2 separate regions of the Homo sapiens genome follow, and region 1 is linked to region 2. The links are chromatin contacts, found by POLR2A ChIA-PET in ENCODE. All regions are on one chromosome and are shown on one strand. Each heading gives the region's core, a stretch centred on a gene start or an enhancer-like site at or near the end of the contact. The rest is flanking DNA. Distances are from core to core; before and after follow the strand shown. Region 1 overlaps GPRIN3 (GPRIN family member 3). Region 2 overlaps AFF1 (ALF transcription elongation factor 1).

Region 1 (3,331 bases), core at 40-2,539, 2.3 Mb before region 2:
TAATCCCATAGTAATCATTAAGTGCCCTTCAAGAATGGTGCTTTTCAAACTAGCACACTGTGAAGTCAGTTTAGTGAGTCTGATCAGCATTTTTATTTTTGAAAAATAAAATACTAAAACAGAAGAGTAAGTATTGTTCATGAAATTCCTTAAATATATATATACGTATGTGTGTGTGTGTGCAAGCCTGCATAATGGACTGTGATATAAAATGTATACCTCATTATACATCATTTTCCAAAAAGTCTGAAAGCTACTGCTTTAAGTGATACAAAGAAGAGATGTTCCCAGTTTGCAAGATGCCAAGAGCCGACCAAGAGATCTGACAGATCTGATAGACAAGCATTTTCCGCAATATTCTGAATAGCATAATTGCCTGATTGAGGAAGGCAAGACTTACAATTTAGTGAGTACATGGCAGTAAAGTCAGAGAGCAAGATCCTTGGGGACTGAATTAATCTGGAAAGGCTTCAAGGAGGAGGGGGATCTTGAGTTAGTTTATAAAAGATGGATGGACCTGGATGTGCAGTGAGGAAGGGGTGCTGATTTCATGTCTATAGAAGGAGGAAGCAAAGAATGAGGAAGTAATGGCAGTTATATTTAAGAATCATTTAGAAAAGAAGAAATAAATATCAAGTTGGAAGAGAACTGCAGTAGAATTTCTGCTTGGACTGAAATATTACATGAGTTACTTTTTAAAAAAATAAATTTCATTGTGTATATTTAAAGTATACAACGTGATGTTATAAGATACATACATACATATTTTATATATTTTTTATATATACACATATATACATATTTTATATTTTTTATATATAAATATATATAATGGTATACATGTATATACATAAAATGTAAAATGGTGACGGTGTCTGTAGTGGAACCAAATAACGTATACATCTTTTATATCTACTACTTTGTATCCTTTGACCTGGATGCCCCCTTTTCCTCCCCTGATCATCTTCACCCTGGTAATCACTGTTTTATTCTCTAGCTCTGTATATTTGACCTTTTTTGAGTTGTTAATTATTTTATGACTAAGATCTATTTTCCTAATACTGCTACTTTAAGAAAATCTAGCCAGAGTGGCCATAACATCATAAATCTGCCATTTCCTGCCATCTTTTTATTTATTTTGCAGTAATTTACTGGTTAGGCCTTGTTCAGTTGAATGTTACTGTTGAACTATTGACATTACGAGATACACCACATTGTGGCGTGATTATTTCATTTCTCAGAATGCAACTACAGTCGTTGGCACAGAAGGCCGAGGTGGTCATGTGAGGAACTGACAGGCTGTGAAGATGAACCAGATCGCTTGGTAGCCATGAACTCCTAAAGGAACGGCAGCATCTGCCATATTTTCTTTTCGTCAGTTGCTCTATGACTTGTCCATCTTCTTAGTTAGATATTTAAATATGTTTGTATGCATTTCTAGAAAATTTATTCTTGTGTTTTGCTGTACCCTAACAGTTATTCTGAAGAGACAAAGTTAGAGAAGAAAACCTTTACTTGTGTTCCTGAACATTTTCTTGGTGGGCTTCATTCAGCTCTTGGTGTCTTTTCTCTGGAATAGAACAATTTTGTGATATTTTCACCCTTTTAAATGAAGCTATACCTTAAAACAGAAGACCAGGGCCAGTTAAGTCAGAGATTCATCTGCTTGAATTAGTTGATTTGGAATGCAACCAAATATGGAACTTTGCTTTTTTTAAAAAAATAAAAATGACTTGGACCTCTTTCTTATCCATATCAGAGTGTTCAAATTAGTGATAATCTAACTTTTTGCACGTAAGAGTCAAGTCTGGAATAACAAAAACATTTAGAGTCTGCATTTGGATTGAAATTCTGAAATTACTGAATTTCAGGGAGAAAATGTATACACTCTTACAATTTAAATTACGTACTCTCTTGAATGCCAGTGAGAAAAGTTTTCACAGCTTTTTAACTGGGCATATTGGAGTTGGCAACATAGTAACAGCTTTCTAATTGTTCATGTCGGTAATTAAATTATTGGCTTTATTTTGAAGCTGGCAGCATAATCTGGGGCCCCAATTATTATTACCAGGCAGTTATAAATGACCCTAATCTGAATCTGAATCTGAATCTGGAGGTGGGGCTTAGAAATCTGTATTTTTATAAAGGTCCCAAAAGGATTCCAGTACCCAGATTTGGAAACCATTGCCTTTATTTACAAAGAAATAAATGATTACAGATGAGTCCCAAGGAAGTTAATAACTGTTTCTAGTCACTAATAGAGCTGAAGCTAAAAATCCAGAACTCCTCTTTCTAATTCCCCAGTAATTCTTGGCTAAGGGAAAAAGGACCAGGACCTGAAGACAATGTCCAAGAGTTTTCTCCATGGTGAGGGAGGAGAATCAGTTACTGTGCACCCCTTCCTCCAAAATTGAGAGTCAATTCAGTAAGTCTGTCTAAATGACAATGCCATGATCTCATCTCTGTCCCAAGGGTCTAGCGTAGCAGAAATATCGTGGGGATCAGCTGGGTGATCTAAGACAAGACAATTTCTTGGCCTTACACACCAGATTCCATTTAAAATTTTTAATTCTTGGATCCTAAATAGCGTGGATACCAAGCCACCTCTAGAAGATTGGTTTAGTCAGGATTCACAGCTTTGTGACACTTACAGAAGCAAGAGAACCCTTAAAAAAATTCTGGAGGCTGGAAGAGTAAAAACTCACAATGTCAGGCATCTCTGGGGACCTCAGCATTGTTGCTAATTCAGTAATGGACAGCTGGAGGACGGAGATATATCTCCAAAGCCCCTTTGACAATCACATTTGCATCTGTTAATTTTCTGGAGGAAAAAAGAGTTACAGAGAATTTTTTTAAAACTTGAATTGCAAATAGTCCATCCAAGTGGGAGATCTGGTTTATGAAGAATAATCAGATGCTTTATGTTAATAGATTCTTGATTGTTTTTCAGAAATCAGTTGTTATTGATTTCTAAATAGCATAAAATTAAAATAAGCATATTGTGTCTATGGGAGACTCTTCTCTTTCTTTATAATGTATAACTTTGGTTTAATGAAATGCCTGAGGGAGTGAAGTGTTTGTGTGAACTATATTTTCTGAGTAATCAGAGCATTTTTTGTTTCAATTCTTGTTGACAGTTTTTCTAAAATGTAATTAGCCTGCAAATATTATCAAGATTTGAACTTTTGCATTGCCTCTGTGTCTTTATTCTGAATTATGACTGTACAGGACAGATATGCTGAATATAACATAGAAGTTTTTCTTGTAGTTCTTCCTTTTGACTCTGTGATATGAATGTGCTTTCTCAGTATACATTTTTTTAAAATTGTTG
Region 2 (3,398 bases), core at 33-2,532:
TGGTGAGTGACTCAGGAGTCCCTGGCCCTCTACTTTAGCCTTTCCCATTCCATGAAAATCTACAAAGAACACGGTAATCCATTTAAAACTTTAGTACTTCTGAAAAACAGGATGAGGTTTTACAAATTTGTTAGGAAGTCATCCTATTACAAGGCCCCAAGTTGTTTGACAGAAGACTCAGAAAAATTACATGAGAAAACAGCCACAAAAATTCTGAGAGTGCACCTCAGAAGGGTAAAGAAGGGCAATCAGCCCGATCATATATTAAAACGCATACAAAGGTACAGTGAATTTGATGATGGCGCTTAAATATAGAGAACAGAATGGTGAGTCTTGGGGAAGAGAGGAAGGGTTCAGAAATCTTCCATCACTCCTTAAACCAAAATAAAATCCGCATGCAGAATATATTAAAAGATACACATCTTTTTAAGAAATATCACCTATACTCAAAGAAACCTTCTGGAAGAATACATTAAAAACTAATATTGCCAAACAGGACAATTTGAAAAGACGACGTTAACAATGATGACTACCTGTGCATCAAAAACATGGCATTACTGGGCATGGTAATCCCGCCTGTAATCCCAGCATTTTGAGAGGCTGAGGCAGGCGGATCATGAGGTCAGGAGACTGAGAACATCCTGGCTAACACAGTGAAACCCTGTCTCCACTAAAAATACAAAAAATTAGCCGGACATGTTGGCACGTGCCTGTAGTCCCAGCTACTCAGGAGGCTGAGGCAGGAGAATCCCTTGAACCCAGGAGGTGGAGGTTACAGTGAGCCGAAATTGCGCCACTGCACTCCAGCCTGGGCAACAGAGCAAGACTCCATCTGAAACAAAACAAAACAAAACAAAAACATGGCATCAACATTTGCAAAGAAACTTAAGATAGCAGTGTACTCATATGAGGCTTTTATTCATCTCTTAGTCCATGGCAGATCAAACAGACAAAATAAGAATACAGAAATAAGATACAAAACCACATTTATCTCTGGACTCTGAAAATAAAGCAAATACGTTCTTTCTTACATGGTCGTGAAACATTCATAAAAGCAATCATTATGCCACAAAGGTCTATAACTCAATACATTCATTTGAAAATAACTGTGAAGAGAAGTACAAAAGAGATGAGGTGATAATGAATGCAGATCTTTGAAGCAACTTTATGTAATTAAATATAGCTGTGATACACAAAGGACAAAAACTTTCAGTTCCTACAGTAGTTTATTGTGATCACATTTTTTCAAGAAGCCACAGAATCCCTTGAGAAAAAGGTGCTGTTTTCAAAAAATTCTGTGTTTTTCCTCTGCTCTCACACAACAATCGTCAACACAGAAGACTTCTGTGATCAAACGTGGGAGGAGGAGATTTTCCTACTATCTACACAACTACCTGGAGATGGAGTCAGATCCCACAGGTTGAGGGCTCAGTCCCCAAGACTGCCCCCCCCCGACCCCTTCAGACACCAGTCACAGGTCTGGACCTCCAGAACTTCTGATAGACTGGTTTCAAGTTGGGATCCCACGGTTTCAATTAATTTGCTGGAGTGGCTCACAGAACTCAAGGAAACACCTACTTAACGTTTAACGGTTTATTGTAAAGGACATTACAAAGCACACAGATGAAGAGATGTGTAAGGTGAGATATGGGGGAAGGGGCGTGGTGCTTCCATGCCCTCCCTGGGCACACCACTCTCCCTAAACCTCCACATGCTCAGCTATCCAGAAGCTCTCTGGAGACCCAGTCCTCTTGGGCCTTTTATGAAGACTTCATAGTGTAGGCAAGATTGACAACCATGTAGAAATGTGACTGGACAAAAAGGGTATGATCTAAATCAACCAACACCCTTCAGTTCAGATTTTTCTTGGCCTCTCTGTACAGCATTCCTTCCTCCAGAGTATGGGGCAGGAACTCTCTGGAATAAAAGTCTTTAGACTTACAATTAGATTAGAGTCCTGCCTTGGGCAAGTGAAAGGAAGATAAGAGAAGGTCACAGAGAGATTCTGTCTCCTGAGGCCTAAAGTGCCCCACCATTATAACAAAAGACTAACAAGGACTGTGGGAGTTATGGGCCAGGAACCATGGACGAAAACCAATATATAATCATAATATCACTGGTACTTAAACCATCTGCTACTTCCTAAACTATCCAAGGCAGAAGATTATTTCCTATTGCTAAATATATAAAAAAGAACACCACTTCTGTGTTTTCCTTCATGGGCTTTGCTATTTATCTCTTCAAGATCTATTTTTGGCAGAGATAGAGACCATCTTTCACCCCACTTCCCATAACAGTCCTTCACACATACAAAAGGTTGTTTTGTAAATTAACCTTTATATTTAATAGCCAGGTGGAATGCCCTCCTTACTGTCTAAATCTTCACTTCCTTATAACTGTACCTCACTGACCTGGGGGCCTTTCTAAATTCTACCACATCCCTTATTTGATGGCTCCCAAAGAAAAATGTCCTCTCGAATTTCTTTTCAACACTTGTTTAATGTGTTTACATTTATGTGCCAATTAAGCCTAAGTTTTAGAAACTATAGTCTCTATTTTAAAGTTCATAGCTAGGTTGTTATGGTACTCACTTTGCCTTTATTAAAATAAATTAAAAACAGGGCTAAGTTTTGGTAGAACTACAAACCACTAAAACAATCAAATTTTTATTTCAAGAAACTGCCACATGACGGTCATTTCCTAACATTTTTATCCCTGTTTAAAAATGCCATCCTTGGAGGTTGCAGTGAGCCATGATGGTGCCACTGCACTCCAGCGTGGCCAACACAGCAAAATTCTGTCTCAAAAAAAGCCATCCTTCTCACCACCATCACCACTTACTTCCATGTACATTCTAGAAGGACAATTACCTTTCTCTGTGTCATGGCTTGCTCTTTCTCTGCCTCAGGTAACCCTCCTCAGAGGTTCTCCTGGCCCCACACCAAGACCAATTCCCCACCCCCTATTATTCCCTCACAGTATCCTGTTTTTTGCCACTGTGTTTCCACAATTTGCACTTGTTTTATTTGTCAGTTTGTTTGCTTATTTCTGTCTCTCCCACCAAACTATGAGCTCCTTGTAGGGAGGGAGACAGTGTATTTATCTAAACCAACTCAGAGCCCTGCACACACCAATGGTTGGCTCTTAGTGAACAATGAAGTACTCAATACATTTACAGATAACATGAAAAACACTTAATGCGTGTGAATTGGCCACATTCATAAAGCTGTTGATACTGATATAATTCTTACGCAGGTAAATTAATATGCAGAGCAGCAGATTTCAGTAACTTGCCACAATGCATTGAGGCTCTCCAAGTTGAAAGAACACTTGAAAGGCTCATAAAGGAAGAAATGAAGACATCTTCTAGCCAGAGCCTCACAGCTTTTTTTTTTTTA

Evidence for each region. ChIA-PET counts read pairs that join two places held with the same protein, here RNA polymerase II (POLR2A).
Region 1: POLR2A ChIA-PET joins it to region 2 with 10 read pairs in T-cell. The contact joins two enhancer-like sites. POLR2A ChIA-PET finds 5 or more read pairs at or near these places in 2 of 52 experiments (T-cell and activated CD4-positive, alpha-beta T cell).

Annotation. Positions count from the first base shown.
Region 1 is chr4:89,301,254-89,304,584 of GRCh38, reverse strand. All of the region lies in intron 1 of GPRIN3 (GPRIN family member 3), which reads left to right. Among named protein-coding and RNA genes, the nearest start is that of GPRIN3, 4.9 kb to the left of the region's middle. Within about 2 kb of position 1,289, at least 10 of the 41 ENCODE cell types and tissues checked have a DNase peak (open chromatin) inside an H3K27ac peak, as active enhancers do.
Region 2 is chr4:87,017,940-87,021,337 of GRCh38, reverse strand. The region is part of intron 2 of AFF1 (ALF transcription elongation factor 1); the gene reads right to left. Among named protein-coding and RNA genes, the nearest start is that of AFF1, 85 kb to the right of the region's middle. Within about 2 kb of position 1,282, at least 3 of the 41 ENCODE cell types and tissues checked have a DNase peak (open chromatin) inside an H3K27ac peak, as active enhancers do.